Linked DNA regions of Mus musculus: region 2 is linked to region 1. Evidence: chromatin loops called from intact Hi-C (ENCODE). Cell type or tissue: heart. All regions are shown on one strand. Links, peaks and the distances in the headings refer to the core of each region. The heading gives the core; the rest is flanking DNA. Region 1 overlaps Slc6a2 (solute carrier family 6 (neurotransmitter transporter, noradrenalin), member 2). Region 2 overlaps Lpcat2 (lysophosphatidylcholine acyltransferase 2).

Region 1 (15,937 bases), core at 3,604-11,603:
TTTGTTGGGTATTCTGTTATAGTGCCAGGATGCTTACTACCACAGAACTGATACCAGATACAGGGCTTGTTGCCATGACTACAGTTGACGCCCTGACTGTGGTACAGATTTTTTGGAGATGTAGAAGGAATTTGGAAGAGATTGGACAATGTAGCTAGACAAGATTTGAAAAGCAGTAAGCAGAGCATGGTGGCTGAGGCTGCTGGACCAGAACACTGACAAGAACACAGACATCAAGGACTGTGGAGTTTCAGATGGAAATGAGATGCTGTCAGGAACTGAAGTAGAATCCACTCATGCTGCATTCTTACAACGGGCTTGTCTATATCTGTTCTATGCCCAAAGAGTTTGTGGAAGCCTGTATGTAAAGAGGATGATGTAATTAATTTTAAGAAACACAACTGATGCCTTCAGGCTTCTTCTGACAATGCTAGAAGTGACCTAAGAAAATCATAGTCAATTTTCTCTCTAAGGCGGGTCCACTCAGGAGAGCACAGGCCACAGAAGCAGCAGAACAGCTGGGACAGGGTTCTACAGGCCTATATCTGTAGCCAGGAGGTGGGGCTGTTCCACAACCCTCTGTGCACTGAACTTGCCAGGAGAGAGCTGGTCTCCCAGGCTTACAGACTCACAGGAGGAACAAGCTTCAGCCAGACACAACAAGAACATCTAGCACCAGAGATTACCAGATGGTGAAAGGCAAACGCAAGAATCTTACCAACAGAAACCAAGACTACTTGGCATCATCAGAACTCAGTACTCCCACCACAGCAAGTCCTGGATACCCCCAACACACCAGAAAAGTAACATTCGGATTTAAAATCATATCTCATGATGCTGGTAAAGGATTTTAAGGACATAAATAACTCCCTTAAAGAAACACAGGAGAGCACAGCTAAACAGGTAGAAGTCCTTGAAGAGGAAATACACAAATCCCTTAAAGAATTACAGGAAAACGCAACCAAACAGGTAATGGAATTGAACAAAACCATCAAGGATCTAAAAATGGAAGTAGAAACAATAAAGAAATCACAAAGGGAGACAACTCTGGAGGTAGAAATCCTAGAAAAGAAATCAAGAACCATAGATGCGAGTATCACCAACAGAATACAAGAGATGGAAGAGAGAATCTCAGGTGCAGAAGATTCCATAGAAAACATGGACACAACAATCAAAGAAAATGCAAAATTCAAAAAAGATCCTAACTCAAAACATCCAGGAAATCCAGGACACAATGAGAAGACCAAACCTAAGGATAATAGGTATAGATGAGAATGAAGATTTTCAACTTAAAAGGCCAGTAAATATCTTCAACAAAATTATAGAAGTAAACTTCCCTAACCTAAAGAAAGAGATGCCCATGAATATACAAGAAGCCTACAGAACTCCAAATAGACTGGACCAGAAAAGAAATTCCTCCTATCACATAATAATCAGAACACTAAATGCACTAAACAAAGACAGAATTCTAAAAGCAGTAAGGGAAATTGGTCAAGTAACATATAAAGGCAGACCTATTAGAATTGCACCAGACTTCTCACCAGAGACTATGAAAGTCAGAAGATCCTGGACAGATGTCATACAGACCCTAAGAGAACACAAGTGCCAGCCCAGGCTACTATACCCAGCAAAACTCTCAATTACTCTCCATAGATGGAGAAACCGAAGTATTCCAAGACAGAACCAAATTTACACAATATCTTTCCATGAATCCAATACTTCAAAGTATAATAGAGGGAAAACTCCAACACAAGGAGGGAAACTACACCTAGTAAAAGCAATAAAGTAATCTTTCAAAAAACTTAAAAGAAGCCGGGCAGTGGTGGCACATGCCTTTAATCCCAGCACTTGGGAGGCAGAGGCAGGCAGATTTCTGAGTTTGAGACCAGCCTGGTCTACAAAATGAGTTCCAGGACAGCCAGGGCTATACAGAGAAACCCTGTCTCAAAAAAAACAAAAACAAAAACAAAAACAAAAACACAAGACAACAACAACAAAAAAAAATGGACTCAATTCCCCAATAAAAAGACATAGACTAACAGACTGGCTACATACATACAACAGGACCCAACATTTTGCTGCATACAGGAAACCCACCTCAGGGACAACGACAGACCCTTCCTCAGAGTAAAAGGCTAGAAAACAATTTTCCAAGCAAATGGTCCCAAGAAACAAGCTAGAGTAGCCGTTATAATATCGAATAAAATCGACTTTCAACCTAAAGTTATCAAAAAAGACAAGGAGGAACACTTCATACTCATCAAAGGTAAAAATCTACCAAGATGAATTCTCAATTCTAAATATCTATGCTCCAAATGTAAGGGCACCCACATTCATTAGAGAAACTTTAGTAAAGCTCAAAGCATACATTGCACCACACAAAATAATAGTGGGAGACTTCAATACCCCACTCTCATCAATGGAAAGAGAAACTAAACAGAGACAGTGAAACTAACAGAAGTTATGAAACAAATGGATTTAAAAGATATCTATAGAACATTTTATCCTAAAACAAAATATCCTCTTGTATATCCTACCTTCTTCTCAGCACCTCATGGTACCTTCTCCAAAACTGACCATATAATTTGTCACGAAACAGGCTAGAGCTAGAGAAAGTACCCAAGGAGCTGAAGGAGTTTGCAGCCCCATAGGAGGAACAACAATCTGAACTAACCAGTACCCCCAAGCTCCCTGGGACTAAACCACCAATCAAAGAAAAGACATGGTGGAACTCATGGCTCTAGCTGCATATGTAGCAGAGATGGCCTAGTTGGTCATCAATGGGAGGAGAGGCCCTTGGTCCTGTGAAGTTCTATGCCCCAGTATAAGGGAATGCCAGGGCCAAGAAGCAGGAGTGGGTTGATTGGGGAGCAGGGGGAGGGGTGAGAGGATAGGAGATTTTTGGAGGGGAAACCAAGAAAGGGTATAACATTTGAAATGTAAATAAAGAAAATATCTAATAAAAAATCTAAAGAGGAAGAAGAAGAAGAAGAAGAAGAAGAAGAAGAAGAAGAAGAAGAAGAAGAAGAAGAAGAAGAAGAAGAAGAAGAAGAAGAAGAAGAAGAAGAAGAAGAAGGGCATTCAGCAGAGTCAGTCCAAAAGAGGCTATGTGAGCACCAACTGGTTAAATCATGGGGACTGGGATGCCCAGCATCTGAAACCCACATCCTGTCCTTTGGGGATGGAAATGTTTGCCCTGCCCCACTATTTATGGTGGAACTATGTAACCTCCTCTTCCTTTTCCTCCTCCTCCTCTTCTTCCTCCTCTTCCTCCTCTTCCTCTTCCTCCTCCTTTTAATTTTTTATTGATTCTTGTGGGTTTCACATCATGTAACCCAGTCCTGCTCATCTCCCATCCTTTCATATCCGCCTCTCTCCCTAGCAACCTCCCCCACAAAATAAAACACACATGACTAAACACACACAAACAATAGAAAACATCTCATCATGGAAGCTGTAGTGTGTCAGAGTGTCCCACACTGTATCCCTCTGTTCACACATCTTCACTTGCAAATGTTCATTGCAATAAGTCATTGGGTTGATCAAGATCTCTGCACACTACCAAAGGTGAAACAAACACCAAGCCTGCCACAAAACCTTTGATCTACAATGGTCTTCTGCCTACAAGATCTACTATTACAATGGAGGTACTCCACCACTGTGGGATTAGCCAACCAATATCTGATTTGACTGAAGGCCAATTCCATGAGCTAGAACCCATATCTGACCCTGCTTGGTGACCAAGAACCTGAGATAGCTCAAAAAAGAGCAGCAAAATGACTCCTAATGACATTCTGCTATACTCATAGATCTCTCCTTGCTCTTTCATCATCAGATAACTTCATCCTGCACAGGGCCTGCACCAGATGGTGTGCTAGAGCTGAAAGGAGAAGGGAACTCATGGCCTATCCCTAACCCATATGCTCTCTGCAACTGATAACTATCTGCAAATGATAAGCTGGTTTTCTCCAGTGAAGTCTAACTGGGGAACTAAACCATTCTTGTTTGTTTGTTTGTTTGTTTGTTTGTTTGTTTGTTTCAAGACAGAGTTTCTCTGTGTAGCCCTGGCTGTCCTGGAACTCACTCTGTAGACCAGGCTGGCCTCGTACTCAGAAATCTGCCTGCCTCTGCCTCCCAAGTGCCAGGATTAAAGGCATGCATCATCACTGCCCAGCTATCTTAAAAGTAGGCTGTGTGCCCAGCAGTAGAAGGCCAACAGAAAACAGCACTGGAGATCTCACAATGTCGTGCCAGGGATGTTTTATATTTTAGTCATGTTTCCTCTTCTTTCACCCTACAGTCCTTTGTGTATACATTATGGGCTCCAGGTCAGTGTGTTTACCTAAGTTCATGGATGAGTGAGGCTCTGGGCCTGTATCTGCTTCTTGTGCTTGCTCTTGGTCTCTCTTCCTTATGTTTGATTGTTTTGTTCATTCCCAGTGTTCGTTCTTGTTCTATATTATTATGCTATATTTTATTATTATCCCATAGAGACAGGCAGAGGGTAGATCCAGATGAGAGAACATGAGGGAACAGGGAGGGGAAACTGTAATCTGGATATATTGTGTGAGGAAAAAATTAAAGAAGACAAAAACCTATATTGACCTCACAACTTCACTCAAGCAGAGCCAACCATGAGCTCCAAGGGCCTAAGTGTGCCCACAAAAAAATCTACACTAAATTGTGCATCCAATTCAATCCAGCAGAGATTCTGATGTCTTTGAAAGCCAGGCCTAGGAATGACAAACCAAAACAAAATTAGACAGCAGACATGTTGTCCCATGACGTTCACTTTGTATTTAAACAAAAATGTGTGGGAGCCAAGGGCATAGCTCAGCAGGGGACGGGGGGGGGAGCGGAACGTGTGCTCAGCACACTTGAGGGCCTGGGTTTGAGGGCCTGGGTTTGATTCCAAGTACCAGAGAAGAACAGAGTACAAATCAGGAGGAAAGGAACAAAACAGGGAGGATGGTAGAGGAGGGGAGGGGAGGGGAGGGGAGAGGAGGGGAGGGGAGAGGAGAGGAGAGAAGATGGGAGGGGAGAGGAGCAGAAAGGAGAGGAGAGGGAAGAGGAGAAAAGGATAGGAGGGGAGGGGAGGGGAGGGGAGGGGAGGAGAGGAGAGGAGAGGGGAGGGGAGGGGAGGGGAGGGGAGGGGAGGGGAGGGGAGGGTTGAGGAGAGGAGAGGAGAGGAGGGGAGGGGAGAGGAGAGGAGAGGAGAGGAGAGGAGAGGAGAGGAGAGGAGAGGAGAGGAGAGGAGAGGAGAGGAGAAGGAAGGAGAAGAGAAGGAGGGGAGAGAAAGGGGAGGGCAGAGGAGGGGAGAGGGTAGGGGAGAGGAGAGGGGAAGGGTGAGGAGGGGAGTGGAGAGGACTGCCAACCCTTGAGTTATCATCACATTCTCAATCTCCTCTGTCTCCCATCTCTTTCTTGGCGTCTCAAAGCAGCCCTTTGGGTGAAAGGTGGGTTACTGTGATCAAAATCTGTTCTTTGCCAGTCAGTGACCCATCAGAGACAGGGGCACTTGCTTTGTGTAACTCACAGCTCTTACATTCGTGAAAAAAGCACTCAGAACTGTACAACCCAATACACGGCACAGGAAATATCCTTTATTAGACTGTACATTTATTTGTTTTTTTTTCCACAAAGAGAACTTTCAAAATAAATCCAAAGCAGACGCAGAGATCCGCACGATACTTGGACGGTCCGTGACACGGAGAAGATGTGAATGAAACAATCCTATTTACACAGACGTAGAGACAGTAGAGCAAGGACAGGTGCCCCTGACTTCACATTCACCAACCAGGGCCAGGGACCCTGCCTGTGGGCAGAGCTGTGGGTGCCCAGGCCAGCAAACACAGGGCAGAGCGATACCCTCTGCCTTCTCAATGCTACCCAAGCATCAAATCGACTGGGCTAGACTTGACTTCTTCTCAAACATCAAGGCTTTCTGGCATGAGATGAAAAGAAAACTCTGAAAAAGAGGATCTACTGGACATTACAGGAATATCAAAGCTCTGCAGGCAGAAACCTCTATTTCTAAGCCCAATAGATGGTCAGTTATGGGGTCACTTCTGGAAGCTTCTGAGCTGATCTGCTTTCTTCATTGTGACTTTAGCACAAGGATGTTATTATACTTTATTCTGGTTTATGTTTTCAATAGGATGTGTCCTTTGATGACATGATCAAATCTCTGTTTTATAGAGATGTGCCCCCCTCCCAAAATCTAAAGATATAAAGTTCCTCTCTCAAGATATAGCTAATTGGCTGCAGAGCCACTGCTAATCAACTCTAAATGCCGAGCTGCTTCCACTACACCAGACACTGACTCTGATCACTTCCTCACCATAGTTTTCAAAAGAAATAAACACATGAAGTGAGTGAGCTTAATGGGGTAGAAATGATTTCTTTGGTAAGAACGTGTCAATCTTACATTACCAAATCTAGAAAACCTAGACTGGATGACTGTGCAGCAGGGGACTGGCTTCCACCTGGGCAGGAATTAAGGCAGTTTTGGGACCTTTGTTGTGTAGGATATCTGCAGTGAGTTAGTATCCACTTTCTCTCCTGTCTCACTTGACTCTAGAATGGAGACTGGCAGGCAGAGACTAAGTAATGCTAAAGTCTTAAACAAAGGTCTCACATATCATAGAAAACAATTCTCTAAAAATCAGATTAATTATCAAAAGCGTCGAGTGTCACATTCGGTACTTGGGAGAATGCTGGCCCTGGATGAGCCATACTACTAAAATAAAAAAATCAGTCAGAACACAGAGGGCAAGCATTACTTATGATGACAGAGTAGCCCCCATCTGGCAAGCGTGGGTGGAAAGGTGGGTACAGGTGACCTCCTAGCACCTTCGTGAGACCCTCCAGGAGCTTTCTGGGTGTCTCCCCGCTCCCCCACTAGAGCACCTGGGCGTACAAACACAAAGCACTTTGTCCCAGTCTCAGGAGCCAACTTTGCCACAAAGCAGCACCATTGCTTTAGTCTGGGGCTCATTCGGCTAGCACCACATTTTCAACTTCAACCCCTGGGAGGGAGCAGTGTCTGCAGGTGAAGAGGCCACTCAGATGGCAACGAGAAAATGGTGGCCCTGTGCTGATCCAAGGCACCCAGGTTTTGTGAGCATGTGCTCTCAAGACAGTCAGGTGGACGCTTGCTTCTCAGGCCCCACTATTCAAAGGGTGACTTGTCATCAAAGGCGAGGACAATGCCTCTCAGGGAGCCAGTGTGGGGAGATGAGTAACATCCTTCTGCCCCCCTCCCAACACTTTGTTCTGCTAAGAAACACTCTTCCCCCTTAAGTGTGACTCTGTGCATTCTGTTTGGTGTCAGCCCACAGAAGGGTAAACAAGGAGTCCCCTGGTGCTCTGGACTGTGACGACAAGATGAGGATGGAGGCTCCACCCAGATCCCTAGGGAGATGAGATGTTGACCAAGCGAGATTTCTCATCTTCTCACCAGGGAAGTGGGGAGACAGGAAGCAGTCTTCCTTTCTATGGGGCAGCTTGGAGGCAGGGAGGGTAAGCATGGATTGTTTAAATAGTACAATATATATTTGGTTTTGGTTTTTTCGAGACAGGGTTTCTCTGTGTAGCCCTGGCTGTCCTTGAACTCACTCTGTAGACCAGGCTGGCCTTGAACTCAGAAATTCACCTGCCTCTGCCTCCCAAGTGCTGGGAGTAAAGGTGTGTGCCAATATTTTAAAGGTAACAACTAGAAAGGAATTACTACTCATGAGAAGTGTTGAGGTTGTTGCTAGCAGGGTCCTGGCTTGCACCTACCTTGAAATGGGGTGGAAGAGCTTTCTCTTCCCCAGTGCTCCAAGACATTTGCCAATGCGGGATGCCTTGAGCTGACATGGCCTTCTTACATGGAAAGACAAAATTTCCTCTAAGGAATAACTCAAGGACTCTGATTCGGGGGAAATTTTGGTGGTCCTCAGAGTAAACTATCTCCCCATCCCCAGCTGGCCTCACCTGGCCTATTTTTACAGCCTCCATGGGACATGGGAACATCCTAGTTTCTCCATGTGCCTCCTACATGACTCCAATCACACACACACACTCACACATGCACACGTGCACACCAACACACACATACACACATAGACATGCACACATACACAAGGACACACACAGACATACACACACATATAAACAAACATATATACACATACACAGACACACACAAATGTGCACTTATAGACATGCGCGCGCGCACACACACACACAACCTAGGAAGGGAATCCTACTATCACAATGGCAACCTATGATTCTAGATTTCAAGAAAGGGCGTAAGAGACTCAAACCAGAAACATAAAGCTCAAGGAGATGCCATCAATTTACCAAACCATTCTTTCCCTCAATGAACCAAACCTAACCACCAGAGGGCAGTAGTTGCAAGTTTGTGTCACATGTGAAACTTAGAAACTTCCTGAAGCCATCTGACTGTCCCCTCCAGTCAGAATACCATCCCTGGACTTGAGAGGCTGGGCTGGGCTGGGCTGTGGTAAGCCCCATCGTGCCCTCCAAGGTGCCAAGTCAAGTAAATAAGGAAACAGGCCATTTTCAGAGCCAATGGACTCTACTGCTCAGGACCCCTGTCTGCTGAGGTTCCCAGGGGAAGACCACAAAGAACCATGGCAGCCTATCAAGTTGTCCTACAACACCCACCTGGCCTCCCAGGACAGAAATCCCTGTGATGGGCATACATATCTGGCTTTAGAGGGACCCTGTCTCAATCCCTAGGAAGGTCTTGGGAACTACCCATATGTCTGACAGAACAAGACTGGCAGGTGGCCTTGGCAGGCACAATTTGTCTAGCGGTTACCACCTTTCTAAAGGATCTGACTTTGGGGAACTCCCTCACTGGTGATGCAGCTACATTCTTCCCCTAAAATCATGGTTTGGGGGCTCTCCAAACATCAGAAGTTAGAGTAATATTCTAGAACATACCAAAACCAGCCTTTGATTAACTAGATAGCTAGGTAAGAGTTTCTGCCTAACGCCCTGCCCCCAGACTCAGAGTATCTACCAGCTGCATTTTCAGTGCAAATAAAGCCCCACTCCCAAACAGAGGCTCAGATGCTGGAGCGGTGACAGGATAAATGGAAAGAGAGGGGTAACCTGCACACCTTGGCCCCCACACAGACCCTGTCAGGCTTTGCTTGGGCTTTTGATATCTAACCAGAAGCCAATCTCCTCTCAGCCTGGGTGAATGGAAGATTTTGTTTATGATCTGAAGTACAAGCAAATCCGGGAGGGGTTTCTGCCCGGGCTGTGGACCTCAGCTGAGGTGTGCTCCAAATGCAGTAAACCTGCCCTCAAGCCAGAGTTCCAGAATTCACGTCCCACTTCCTCCTTCCAGCCTCTTCCTTGAGGCTCACCAGTTCTCCACTCTCGCTTGCCTCCAGGCCAGATGAACAGAAGGTGAACAAAACCAGCGTCACGGAATCATTAGTAAATGAGAAAACGGGAGCGACGGGGAAGGTGTCTTCCAGGAGAGGAATCCCAAGGCGGTATCCGAATGGGGGCAAAGAGGGTGCCCTGGACCCGGACGTTGGCACATGGGTTCCTCCTCCTCCTCCACATTGCCAGGTTCAGATAGCCAGCCAGTGCCGCAACTGCAAAAGGACAGCAAGGCCACTACAGTGAGGACAGAGTCAGTGGGCACTTAGAGGAAGGGGTCAGCTGGTTGGGGCCACACAAAGCAAAGAGCAGACAAAACAAATAGCCACCTTGTTGACCCAGACCCCAGAACACCTTCCCTAATTGGTGCTAAGGCTGGATGCAAAGAAACCACCCCAAAAGGAGGAGGTCAACAAGTATCCTCGTCACTGCTTGGGCCAGCAACATGCTATTAATGCCTTCAAGGTATAACATACTCAGCTTAGCGTGGTGACACTAACATGACAACTCAGAGGCAGAAGAAAAGTCCAGCACTTGGCATCTCAGGATGCCAAGAAAAACAGGACAGCAACAGCAGGAGGCTGGCTGGACTCACAGCAGTCTCATCTCCTGCCCCCTTCACCTTCGGCCCTAAAATGAAGGTGACTGCCATCCAGACTTTCCTGTGACCTCTCTTGGGGGCGCCCAGCAGGGAACAGCCAACCAGAACCCACCATATCCTGTCCCACACAACCCAAGTTCAGCTCTGCATCTACCTGGAACTGTCTCACGTCTCTCTGGGCCACCAGGTGGTGCTCATTCTCCGGGGTGATTCCGTAGGCCACTCTCTGTGAGAAGGGAGAAGGGAGGGAGCCTCAGGAGACCAGGGAAAGCAGCCCAGGGGTGAGGTCTTTGCCTTACAAAGTAGGGATATTTGAAAAGGCCACCAACAATAGTTTGTGCAGCCAAATAAGTGTCATAATATACTAAGTCAGAATAAGAGGTACCTCTGCTGTGTGTGGGTATGATATGCCTATGCCTATGTCTATGTCTATGTCTATGTCTATGTCTATGTCTATGTCTATGTCTATGTCTATGTCTATGTCTATGTCTATGTCTATGTCTATGTCTGCCTATGCCTATGCCTATGCCTATGCCTATGCCTATGCCTATGCCTATGCCTATGCCTATGCCTATGCCTATGCCTATGCCTATGCCTATGTCTATGTCTATGTCTATGTCTATGTCTATGTCTATGTCTATGTCTATGTCTATGTCTATGTCTATGTCTATGTCTATGTCTATGTCTATGTCTATGATTTCAGAAACCCCTGGTTTAAGCTGATCATATTGTGATGATTAGAAAAATGGTTGCAGGGCTCATACAAAGAGAAATGGGATATCTGAAGGCATCTCACACATTGAAAGGGGGCAGGCATGGCGGAGCTTTGCCTTCTCATGTGAACAGCAGAAACAGCCATGGAAATGGCAGGAAGCATGCAGGAAGCACTTCCTGTGGGCCAGGTTCTTTACTTAGTACTCAAGTCTTCTTCTCTTCCAAGCTACACAGTATTATTCTCAGGCTACAGATGTAGACACTGAGGCTCGGGGTGGGTCTTCTCAGCAAATGAGGCAGGTGCGCTAAATCAAAGTATCCTCTATCTCTGTCTTACCTCGACAGGACAGCCATGTTCACCCTCATGCCACAACAGCCACCCAGAGCTCACCTCCCACAGGGAGCCGCGTATGCTGAGGAACTTGTAGATGACATAGGCAGGGACCAGGATCATGGATGAGAGGGCGATGCCCCACCCGACCCAGTTGGCCCAGGGAGGATAGGTGTAGTCATCATAGGTAAGCGGCTTGAAGTTGATGATGCTGACCACCACCACAAACTGCAGGAAGGGAGGGGCAGAGAGGGAAGAAGGATGCAGGGAGCAAGTGAGGCTGGAGCCACACAACAGCAGCTGGGGGACCTGCCCGGACTCCCACTAAGATGGAACACCCTCCACACCCATTAAGGCCTGCATGACCAGGGCTTCCAGACCCCAGCACCTCCTTCCTTAGGAAATAAGTATGCACACCCTGCCCCCAACCTGGACTCAGCCACCCTACCAACAGGCACCCCAGCCACACCCTACCCACCAGGAGGAAGGCGGGGCTCACGAACTTCCAACACAGCCTCCAGTACAGGCCTGGCTTAAACCCCATCATCTGCTGGATGTCATTGCTGAACCTGTCCACACCTGTGAGCACATGGGGCAAGCGTGTCACAGGGAGCCCAGAGATGCAGGACTGGGGCCTCCCCCTGAAGCCATTCCATGAGAAGCTGTCAGAGTGCAGGGCAGGTGGCAGGAGACTGCCACCTTGGAATGCAGGAAGCCTGGCAGGCACTTTGATGATGGCAAACAAGGGAGCTGACAGAGTCACCTTGCATGTGACATTGTGATTATCTTATAAGACAGAAGCCAGAGCTCAGAGAAGGGAGGGCCAGACTGAGTAGCCAGGTGCCTGGATTCCAGCCTGGCTCTTTCTTCTAGCCTAGGCTTTCTTCGTAAACAGTTTGTCTGTCCATATGTTCATGCACATGGACACCCTCAATCAGAATCTAAGAGAGACCGTTAGACACTCTCACTGCGATCTCTTTCAGAAAGAGTAAGAATAAGATTAACCAAGGGGAAATGAGCAGTTAGAACACATTTGACAGTTTAGTAAGTAAAATCCAGGATACCTATTTAAATTTTAAGTTCAGACACATAATAGAAAAAAAATCAGTATCAGTAGATTCTATGCAATATTTGGGGCCTATAGATCTAAAACCATGTGTTCATTTTTCACCTGAAGTTCAAGTTTAGCTGGACATCCTGTTTTGTTTGTTCAAGCTGTCTGGTTTGGGGATCTGTAGCTCTCTAATGATTCTACTTCAGATGCTGGTACTGGGTGTCTCCCAGGTCTTACAGCCCAGTGAGCTGAGGATTGCAAGAGACTCAGACCTATATTTAATAGAGGCTGCTCACCTCTGGAGATCCATCCAGATGGCTGCACTGGACATGAAAAAAACCCTTTCCCCCTCCAGATAAAACAGACTCCAGGAGTCCTAGAGATCAGAACTTGTGACACTCACTTACCATAAAACCAGGAAACTCCAATAGCTTCCATAAGCACCGCAAACAGAATGGAGGTGCCTGCTGCAAAGGTGTCCAGCAGAGTGAGGACATAAATCCCTCCCTGAGGCACAGAGAGAAAGGGCTTAGGTCATCCTTGGCTATAAATAGTCACTGACTACATCTACCAAATCCCACCCATCCCTATTCTCACCTGCTCAGGGTCATGTTTACAAACATGCATAATAGGGCTAAGGTATTGCTCAGTGTGTCTGTATTCTAGTGGAGGGCTCTAGGAGCTTCTAGCAGGAAGTGTTTTGTTTGATAAACAGTATGATAAGCTTCCAGGGAACTTCTGCTGGCTCTAAGTCAATGAGTGGTAAATAATGATGCTTGGAGATCATCAGCCCCAGAAGTAGTAGAAGGCAACGGGATCTGCTGTCTTATCGACATAGTGTTTAACAGAGCCGTTGTGCTCAGCCTCATCCAAGTACCAAGTACCAAGTACCAAGTACCAAGTACCAAGTACCACCCCAGTACCAAGGCTGAGAATGTCTGGATTTTTGAAACACAGTCCTCGAAAGCCCATGAGTATCTCATGTCCAGCCTCACCTTTGTTATGCAAAACAATGCCAGAAGGAAGGTGCTGATGGTGACAACACACGTGAAGAGTTTCCGGTGTCGCTTCAGGACCTGGAAGTCATCAGCCAGTCCAGTGATGACTGCTTCCATGCCTCCCATCTATAGAGAACCAGGAAGGTGGGGTGGGGATGAAGGGGCCCTTGTGGTTCAGTATAACTTCAGTTACATAAGGCTTTCCGGAAAATAACAGACCCTGCCTTCCTCCCAAGCATCTTTCCCCTTTTTTCTACCCCAAACTCAACCAAGCTCAAGTTATAAAGGATGGTGAAGAGCTAACTCTTTCCTGACTCAGCAGCAAGTCCCTGACCCCTGACTAGCTCAGCCTGAGTGGGTACTGATGAAAAATAGAAAGTAAGGGATATAGTTCCCAAATGATACACCTCCATGCAAATGGGGCTTTCTGGAAACATCAACCAAAGAACTTCTTCAAAGTGGGAACTTTATCCCACAGTAGATGACAAGGGTTCCTTGTTGCCTTGGAAGCAAGTATCCCCAAGCAAAGTGGTTACTTTAAATACAGACTCTTGGAGTCTATTCCTTACGAACCGCTGTTGTGACAGACAATAATCACACATGTCCCTTGCTCCTCTCCCTGTCTTTGGAAGACATTGTTAATCAACATCAGTACTCTATCCTGAGATCTAGAATCAGTCTCAGACCCCTTTCCAACACAGTGCTCTGGCAGAGCCACCAAACAAAATTCAAAGACAGTAAGATCCATTGGCTAGCTCCTCCCTACATCATTTAAGAATGAAGGGTGGAAACAGATATAAAAGGATGTCAGGAATTTAACTTTGCATATGACTAAATAGTAATAATAATGATGATGATGATGATAAAAAACAGGGATCTAGTAACAAAACAGGGTCCAAAATGTTTGAGTTGGTTGTCAGTAATAAAATTTAAAGAATGGGAAAGTGCTGTGTCACAGAATGTTCTATTCATGTCCTTTCTGAAGTCTGGCTCCCCATCTGCAAAGGCAGAGTGCTAGGCTGGCGTGTCAGAGGCCCAGTACAATTTGGAGTTCCCGTAGGTTCTGGCTTTGATCTAGGCTATCATTTGGGAGGGAGACTCACTTCATTGTTTGGATTAAAATAGTGCCCTTGGAAACAGATACCAGACAGCAGCAGCCCTACAGGCTGAGTGCTGGAGTGGGTTGCAGGGGTGGAGAAAGGTGTTCTGAGAAGGTTCACTTACTGAACTATCTAGCCCCAGAGCCAGGAGCATCAAGAAGAACAGGACGGCCCAGAACGTGGATCCTGACAGAGTAGAGATGGCTTCTGGATACAGGATAAACACAAGCCCAGCTCCTGTAAGAAATATTAGGGCCTGATCAGCGGCTGGCATGCTCAGTAAAGGCTGAACAGAGCAAGGAACTCTACCCCAGCCTCAGGACATTTGGTCAGGCATGTGTAGGCAGCAGCAGCACAGACTTGGAATCTTGGAATGAGTGATGGAGATACAATTCAGTGTGCTATTGTCTGGATCTCTGTTTCCCAAGCTGCCCTGTGTCAAAGACTTGATCTCCAACTGGTGCAATTGTGTAGTGGTTCAAACTTCAAGAGATGAAACCCAATGTAGTCTTCCATTCTTTGAGGATGCACCCTTTAGGGAGATCCTAGGACCCAAGTTCCTTTTCCCTCTCTCTGCTTTACACCTTGGTCATTAGGTGAACAGATTGCTCTGTCACATGGTCCCACCATAGGCTCCAAAGCAAGAGCGTTAATTAGACATTGTGAGTAACTCTGTTATTTCATATATCAATTATCTTGGGTATTTTGTTAAGAGTAATACAAAGCAAATGAACACAATCTGTGTATCAAACAAGCAGCAGAGAGAGCAGCACCTTGCCTGAACAGCTCTAAGTCATGTTTGGCCAACCTGCCTTCTACTTTGTGGGATTCTACTCTGGTTCTCAGAAATTCACGATCCTCAGGATCCATTAAAGGCTGCCCTTCCCTGAGTCTCATCTTCCTTATGGCCTTAAGAACACAGAAGGCCATAGAGAAGAACAGAGGTTGCAGAATCAGGCTGACTGGGGCCAAATGCTAAAATCACCTCTCACTAGCCCATATTTAGCTTAAATCCCCAATCCCTCATCTTTAAAGAGAATCTGTTAACCCCTGCCTTGTAGCTTTGTGAGAACTAAGTGGAAGGAAGTATGCTGGTATATATTGAACATTGTTTGTCCCCACTAAAATTCATGCTCAGGCTTGCTCCCCAAAATAGTGATGTGAAGAAGGTTGAGGACCTTAAAGAGTTAATTAGATGCTAGTGAGATTAACCCTCTTTTTTGGGGGAGTTCCTACTCTCTGAGGGTTAAGCGGGCTCTTAGGAAGTAGGTTGCTATAAATCAGGGCTGTCCCTCTAAGCATGACTCTTTGGACACCCAGACATTTCTACTACTTCTCTATAGTAAGATAAACAGATATGACCTACACCAGAAGTCTAACTGATAACAAGTCTTCACGATCTGGACTTTCAGAGGTTTAATCTAGCTAAAATTGCCAGGATGATGGCCTCAAGGGAAAGTCCAACAGATGGGGTCCAGAAACCTCCATAGCCAGACTTCTCCAACTACAGAGGCGTTATGAAGCCAGCTCAGTCTTTCTTCATTTAGCTGGAAGCAAAGTGGTTTGGCCACCTACCTTCAGTGGCAACATCCTCAATATTGACCTTATGTTCATGGGCCATATAACCAAGGATGGAGAAGATGGCAAATCCAGAAATAAAACTGGTAACACAGTTGATGGTGCTGGTCAGTAGAGCATCCCTGGTAGAGAGAGAGGCTACTAATGACAGTC
Region 2 (8,000 bases), core at 1-8,000, 100 kb after region 1:
AAGTGTAAGATGATACACAAGGATAGCGCAGTAGAAGCACGGGGCAGCCAGGGGATGCTGGGTGCTTAAGATGCAGCAAACAGCGCAGTGCGATGAGAGTCTGTTCAGAGGAGTGAAACTGCTGAGACAGCAATGAATCACAATCGGACTGGAAGGGATTCTGAGCTGCTGTGTAACAGGGTCCGCCCTCTGGGTTCCTACAAAGCCACCCATAGCTCAAAGGAGAACAGAGGTGAGATCACCATGGGAATGTACAGTTCCACAGCAACCAACGGACTGGCTGTCAAGAAGAGAATGGTAGCTAGAGACTGCCAAGCTCTCCCTCACAGCTGACGATTACCACATAGCCCAAGAGGTCCTAGCAATTGCAATGCTCTTGCCTCAGCTCTGGAAAGCTGGGATTGCAGGTATATGCTGCCATGCCCAACCAACTATTTATTTATTTGATCATGGAAACGATGCCCTCAATGTCCTGTCTCTCTTAGTCATACCCAATAATTGGCCTTATTTCTCATGGGCACAATGAAACTGCTTCTATGAACACCAAAAAGACTCAGCATAGTCCTTAGCTGTGTAAGGAAAAATACCTCAAACAGACTACCTTCTCTTTAAGGGGTTCACGGGGCTCATCGTGTCAAACATGGACTTAAATCCATTCACAGAAGCCTCTTTAAGAGAAAGGGGCTTTAATGGAAATGGGCTTTGTTTTTTATGACTTTTTTAAAAAATTATTTTTATTTTATTTTATGTGTGTGAGTGTTTTATCGGTGTGTATGTCTTTGTACCGCATGCAGGCAGAGTCCATGGAGACCAGAAATGGACATCAGATCTCCTGGCACTGAAGTTATAGTTGCCTGCTACCCTGTAGATTCTGGGTATCTGGAAGAGCAGCTAGTGTTCTTAACCATTGAGCCATATTTCTAGATTTTTTTTGACTGCTATATATTAACTTGATAGCAATAGCAGCTAGTATCATATACAATCTACCTCAACTGATACATTGTTTTGTTATTTGCTACATTTTAAATTCCTCTCATTTCTTACTGTAAAGAAAGGATATCTGGCTAACAGTTTATTAAAAATCACGATAGAATAAAATGCTGTTATTAGATGTGTAAGTCTTTTCTTCACTGGACCATTTAATCCTCTATGGTCACTTACTACAGCATTTATAACAACCTGACTTGCTATCTGGAAGGAAGCACCATTGCCAAAGCCTTCAGGAAAAGGATAGAACAGGCCACACCTAATGGAAAATGCAGTCCTAATCTGGGAGGAGAGTTACTAACTTCAGAGATAAACAATGATACACGAATGCTGTTAGCAATATTAGTTCTATTTGCACAAAGTATTAAAAAACAACTTGACTATCTACCAACAACTGAATGCATATTTGATATAAAGAAGTACTATAAACAAAATGAATTAATCACTGATGCACACTCCATGGATAAATCTCAAAGCATGTGAACTAAAGCCAGACACAGGGAAGTACGCGTCATGACATCCTAGTTATGAGAAATGTCCAGAAAGGCAGGAAGCAGATGAATGTCAGCCTAGGTTCTAGCAGGGAAGGCATGGAACAAAGGATGACACAATGAATGACAGAAGGAATCAGGTGAGGCCGATGGAAGTGCGCTAAAACTCATCGATGGTGATGGCTGCCTAATCTCATAAATCAATCGAGGGGAGACTGCATCGATGGTGATGGCTGCCTAATCTCATAAATCAATCGAGGGGAGGCTGCATCGATGGTGATGGCTGCCTAATCTCATAAATCAATCGAGGGGAGGCTGCAGTGACTTGTGTTCTTGAAACAAGTGAATTAACATAACTTGTAAATCCACAGGAACAGTTTACAGCAAAAAAGGACACAACACTTTTAGTCTCTGTGGTGCAGTTAGCCAGCTCTGTGGCCATGAGGTGGAACTTCCTCTCTTGGTTAGCAACTTACCACAAAATGAAGAGAATGGGAAATTAATTTGATAGCAAAGGTATCAGGTCCTATAGTTGAATCCATTTAGATTTTCATGTGGTATTTAACAGTGACAGCAGCAAAATCGGTACCTACACCTCATTATAAGATACACACACACATACACACACACACTACCTTGAACCTGGTTCTACTAATGTGAAAGACATATTACATATCATTACCCCTAACCCTATCCTTATGCGTTGCCTCATTTTCAAACTACAACCTCATTTCTGACTACAACCTACTAGGTGCATTATGCCTCTAAGTAGGATTTGAACATCACAGAGAGGGACAGGATCTACACTGAGGTCTGCCAGTTGCCATCTAAAGTCAAGTCTTTCTGTCAGGTGTGGCTTTAGCTCCTGCAACATGATGTGGAACAGACATTCTGAATTTGGCAATCATGTGTTGATCAGAATGCCATGCTGGGTGAGATAAAAAAAAAAAGCCTTTCTGGGGTCCATGGAAACTGTATCAAACTATGCCTTATGCTGGACTCTCCCTCTTTCCAGAGTGCGGATGAAATCAGTCGAACACAATCTTTTCTTTGCAAAGCCTGCTCTTTATGTCCCTCTGCACACAGGGGAGGTCAGAATCTCTCACGTGCTGCAGAGAGGAAGTCTGGATTGTTGCAGCCCCTTTCTGTTTCAGATACTAACGTCACAGATACCCATGAACTACGAAGATAAATGATATAATTCTTATGCTTAGATACATATTTTTAGGTGAAATGAGAGAGCTAAGTCAGACTAAGAACTAGAAAGAAATATTCAGACATGCAGGACTGCAGAACTTTCAAGAAAATTGAGTAGAAAAATTCACCTATCCCACCCAGAAGTTTTAGCCTTTTCTTCTAACGATGCCACATAAATTATGAAGTGAGTTTCCTAGAGCAAAGACTGGATAGCTGGACTTGAAATCAAGATGAGGTCTTCTCCCAGGAACTATCAAATGCTACATTATTGACTCAAAAGTGACATGGAAATTTAAAAAAATGGTAATGTCCTTGTCTCTCTATAGCCATTTAAGGAGCCTAAGTGTTCTAACTTTCATAAGGAGTGAGATCTCTGTATGACAGCACCTTGCCTCTAACAGCCAGAGGCGAGCCAGAATGTTTGTTATTATTGGCACTCAAGACTTATACTTGGACTCCTACGAAGAACAGGACAGACGGGAAGAGCTTGGGATAAAGAAACACATTCATTCCACAGAATAAAACAATAATAAAAAAGATCTACAGAACTTTACAATAGCCAGAAAGACCGGGTTGCCAGAGTTCACAAGTAGACACAATCCCTTCCTGTGTAAGACTTAAGCAACGAGCATGCTGCTGCCAGAAGATCTCAGTACTAAACAGCAGAAGTAGAATATGACACCTGACAATATATTTTACAGAAGGAAAATAGTAACCATCGAAAACTTACTAGAGTCAATGGTCTGTGAGGAGAACAGTATTGGTTAATTAGAGTCTGAGTTCATGTCAGACTATACCCAAGGAACTAGAAATCAAGCTCTCATTCTTTCCCTTGTCTGTGAAGATGGTTGATAGACCTTGCACTAGGGGAGGAGGACTGGAGAGAAGGCTCAGAGGTTAAGAGCACTGGCTGCTCTTCTAGAGGATCCTGGTTTAATTCCTAGCACCCTCAAGGTGGCTCATAGCTCTTGCTCTAGGGGATCTGATGCCCTCTTCTGGCCTCTGGGTGCATGCGACATAAAAGTGAGACAAGGAAGTACATGTAAGCAAAACATCCTTACATATATAAAGGAAAGGAAGAAGGGGAGGAGGGGAGGAGGGAGGGAGGGAGGGAGGGAGGGAGGGAGGCAAGGAGGCAGAGAGGAAGACAGAGAGGGAGGAGGTGAGGGGAGAGAGGAAGGAAGGAAGGAAGGAAGGAAGGAAGGAAGGAAGGAAGGAAGGAAGGAAGGAATTTAAACTCTACGAGGAGATCAATAAGAGGGGTTTGTAAAGGGTGAAGTTAGCACTGCTGCTATGGTCCTGGCAAGACACTGTTCTCTATAGAAATGTCTGCCCTATAACTGCTCCCAATTTAGGTGGCATTATTTCTTGATTTCACTAAAGTTCCTTCAAATGTGCTGGCAAATAATTTAGCACTTAATTTGAATTATTACTATAAAATATAGAGAGGCCTTTGTTCTAAACCATTGTCTCTGACTTATCTGAGCATTCAACACATTTCCCACTTAGTCTTTGATATGAGGGATTCAGTAAATATTTGTAAGTGTAAACAAGCGAAATTAAACCCAAAGACAAAAAAGAGTGTTTTGCTTTTGTCTCTCACACAGGCAGGATTTGGCCAAAGGAAATTACTCCAAACTAGGAAACAATGGCTTTTGTCACATTTGGAACCTTTATGTTGTCTGCAATCAAATTTCTGAGTATCGAACTGAGCACACAAGTAATAGCATTTTTAGGACAAATTGGTAGAAATAATTATGCAGCTTTGGTAGATTAGCTAAGAATGTAATGGGGGAGGAAAGAGTAAAACAATAGAGTCAGGGTTCTCCATCTCTTAAATCCTAACAAATGCATGGGACTTACACCCAGCCCCCACTAAGCAGTGAAATTACTCCAGTAGCTCCTGAGAGCAATAGACCTGAAATTACTCCATCTCCTTGTTCTCCTATCAAACAGCCCCAGCCCAGTCCTCTCAGGAGACTGAGGAAACAGGCCTGGCACGTGCACGTCAGTGTGTGCGCAAGGTGTGGCGGCAATCACATAACTCAGCGCTTAGCAAAGAGAATCTTCACAGGTACAGACATGTAACTGTATGAAAAACACAGGAGTAGCACGGAGACAGATGAGGGAGGGCAGACGGACAGACAGACAGAGGCTATTTGGTACATTCACCATTAATTCTCTACACTATTTTCTTTTCTAATACGTGGCAGGCAGAAGACCGGCTCCTGGTCTATATGGAAGGCCAAGGACAGGGAAGAAACATGTATAGCTGGAAAGAGGAGTGAAATATGTTTCTATGAATTCCTTCCCCAGCTCCAGGATCGAGACAGCTGCCCCCGTGCTATTCCCGATTTAGTCTGTAGCTCCCTCTGTACACACCATCTACCAGATGCACCCTGGCCCAGCCTTTCATGTCTCTGTCTCTTCTTTCAAGGCTTCTGTATAGGAAAACTCTTCTCCATATTATTTTTAGGGAATAGAAATTTAAAAGTCCCCTTCTCGTAGCATCATTGTGCATGAGCCTGAAGCTATGCAGCCCATCACTACGTGGACGTTTCATCATGTCCATTTCAATCTGTATGTGGCTCAAATTATGGGGCCTGCCATAATTTTCTTTTTCCTCTCCTCTCCTCTCCTCTCCTCTCCTCTCCTCTCCTCTCCTCTCCTCTCCTCTCCTCTCCTCTCCTCTCCTCTCCTCTCCTCTCCTCTCCTCTCCTCTCCTCTCCTCTCCTTTCCTCTCCTCTCCTCTGGAACTCACTCTGTAGACCAGGCTGGCCTCGAACTCAGAAATCCGCCTGCCTCTGCCTCCTGAGTACTAGAATTAAAGGCGTGTGCCACCACTGCCCGGCTCTTTTCATGTTTAATATAGAATTGAGATCATCCTATGTAAACTGACATCTTGAATTAGTTTTTTTTTTCTAAATTGTGTCATGGACATTTCAGTTTTACAAATAGATTTCCAAAACCACTCATATCTTAATGAGTTTTTATGTATAATTAACTTTATTGTCTAAAAGTAAGACCTCAAATCAGTAAGAGCAGATCAGAAATTAGTGCCTGCAGCACCAAGAGAGCCTGCAAGAAGGAGGGTGGGAATGTTCCACAAAGCAGAGGCAGGTAGGCTAACCAGGAAACTATCACGTTACCCTGCTCGGTCAGGGTAAACAATACAAGCACACAGGCAGAATCCATGAACAGGCAGGGTCAAATCAAACACATACACTGCTTAAGGAACCAAGGAGGAAGACATCATGCTTGCAATAGTGACACTGTGTATTCCACACCACAGAAGGAAACCAATGCCAATTCTTATAAAACAGAAATAAATAAATAAATGCAAAACCTATTGAAACAGTCCATGGAGAAAGGTGGTTGGTAAAATGGGCTCCTGTTCTCACTGTCATCACTGTGCCTAGAGCCAACTGCCTTCCCTCAAAGTCAGGGTAACTCAATCTGTCTGACTGGTGATTACTATAATCCCTGCTTTTAGCTCCCTTCCTCACTCCTGAAGCTTCCTGTATTTAAATGTGACATAGAAATGCCACTGTTGGCAGGCAACACCAAGCAGAAGCTGGAATATTCCTGAAACTGCCAGCTATGGTCATTTGACACCTGAAATACAGGGTATGCTCTACAAATACTACTTAACGCTGAAGAGGAGATCCTGAGGATGTTAAAGGTGTGCTACAATGGCCCCCATTTGTCCCAGTTTCACCTCCTTCCTGTTTCCTCATCTCCTTTCCTTGTTTGGATCTCGATGCTGCCATAGCCCTTCCTGTCAGCATGTCGACTAGGGAAGCTTTACCTGAAACCACTTGTATGGGCTTGGAGAGTCAGCGTAAGAAAGTTGCTATAGAAATGTCACAGAGGCTCAATGCTTATGAGAGAGGCCAACCAATGACTGGTCTAACATGAGGCCTATGCCACAAGAGGGAGACCAAACCCCAAAGACATACATACATACACACACACACACACACACACACACACACACACGTCTATGAAATAATTCCTAGCAATATTCTACTATGCTGATGAGGACAGATGCAGAGACCCACACCCAAACATTTAAGTGGCTTGGGGAACCGCACAGAAGAGAGGGAAGAAGGACTGTGGGAACTGGAGGGGTCAAGGACAGCAGGAAACTGTGGCCCATAGAATCAACTAAGCAAGGCTCACAGAGACTCACAGAGACTGAAGCAGCAACCATGGAGTCTGCGCTAGGTCCCTGCATACATGTAGTGGCTGTTAAGTTTGGGGTTTTGTGGGACTCCCAATAGTGGGAGACTGGGTGTCTCTGACTCTTTTGCTTATTCTCCTGATCCATTCCCTCCTTCTGGGTTGCTTCATCCAGCCTTGATATGAGGGTTTGTACCTAGCCTTTTTGTATCCTATTAGACTGTGTTCAGTTGATATCGCTGGGAGGCCTATTGGTTTTTTAACAGAAAGGGAGGAGGAAGAGGAAGAGGAGGAGGAGGAGGAGGAGATGATCTTGGGGAGAGGAGAGTGAGGGGAGAGTTGGGGGAACAAGAGGCTGCAGATAGACCCACATTGTTGAGAGAAGAGTAAGTTTAAAAAAAAAAGCAAACAGCAGCGCTTATGAAGTAAAAAACACCTCTAATTTACCAATTTGCATAGTTGTATCTAATAAACTTTCTTCCTCACCATAAATCACCATTGTGCTTTAAGCACACCATGACATTAATCTGCTGTTTCATGTAAGAGGGCAGGCTATTTGAATGATGTAGCAAGCCCAGAAGAGATGCATAGGTGTTACCTCCTTCCAGCCTAGCAAGGCTGGCTGTGACCACCTGCTGTGCTGCTCCTTTGATGTGCCACTACCTGCCTGAGGCTCAACCTGCCAGAGGCTGAACTGGTTCTCTTCCAAGAATCTTCCGGAGTTAACATCGAACTGCAATCTTCGAGAGTTCCCACTAAAAGGCTGACCTATCTACTTCAAAGGAACTTTGCTGGCCAGGGACAGGCCTCCCCTTTTCTTTATAAAGCATGTTTGCTGACATTAAAATTAAACCTTGAGCAGAGAGCCTTGCCTTGGTTCTGTCCTTATCTCCCACAGCCTAGCCCCTCTTCTCTTCCAGGTTTCCAAAATGCCTTTCCAGGCTAGAACCCAGACCTGTGATCTGCTGGCCAGACACAACACATAGGGACTTCCTACAGAACAAGATTGGTTACTGACCTGTATCACCTTAAAGACTAGTTAATTCTACAAGATCACAAAAAAAACCAGTAGGACGATGACCTTGCTGGAGAAATGGGGAGAAGAAAGAGTTAGGGGTCCGGAGGCTTGCTCTTTCTGTCATC

Evidence for each region. Hi-C counts contacts between places; a loop is a spot of excess contacts. Peaks named below come from ENCODE experiments on the same cell type or tissue, not always from the same donor. Only the 100,000 strongest peaks of a DNase experiment are listed, where the experiment ranks them.
Region 2: a loop joins it to region 1, with 3 times the contacts of the local background. A loop is called at or near these places in 15 of 42 quality-filtered maps.

What each region holds. Positions count from the first base shown.
Region 1 is chr8:92,991,312-93,007,248 of GRCm38, reverse strand. Slc6a2 (solute carrier family 6 (neurotransmitter transporter, noradrenalin), member 2) reads right to left here. Exons shown (of 14, transcript NM_009209.3): 7 at 15,782-15,906; 8 at 14,331-14,443; 9 at 13,104-13,232; 10 at 12,516-12,615; 11 at 11,533-11,633; 12 at 11,115-11,282; 13 at 10,164-10,235; 14 at 5,582-9,623. The coding sequence ends at 9,600. Among named protein-coding and RNA genes, the nearest start is that of Slc6a2, 38 kb to the right of the region's middle. In heart, for the core only: CTCF peaks have their summits at 8,380 (motif pointing right) and 10,186 (motif pointing right); no DNase peak of the experiment used is centred there; H3K27me3 peaks cover 383 bases.
Region 2 is chr8:92,891,919-92,899,918 of GRCm38, reverse strand. The region is part of intron 11 of Lpcat2 (lysophosphatidylcholine acyltransferase 2); the gene reads right to left. Among named protein-coding and RNA genes, the nearest start is that of Capns2, 5.5 kb to the left of the region's middle. In heart, for the core only: no CTCF peak of the experiment used is centred there; a DNase peak (open chromatin) is centred at 3,128.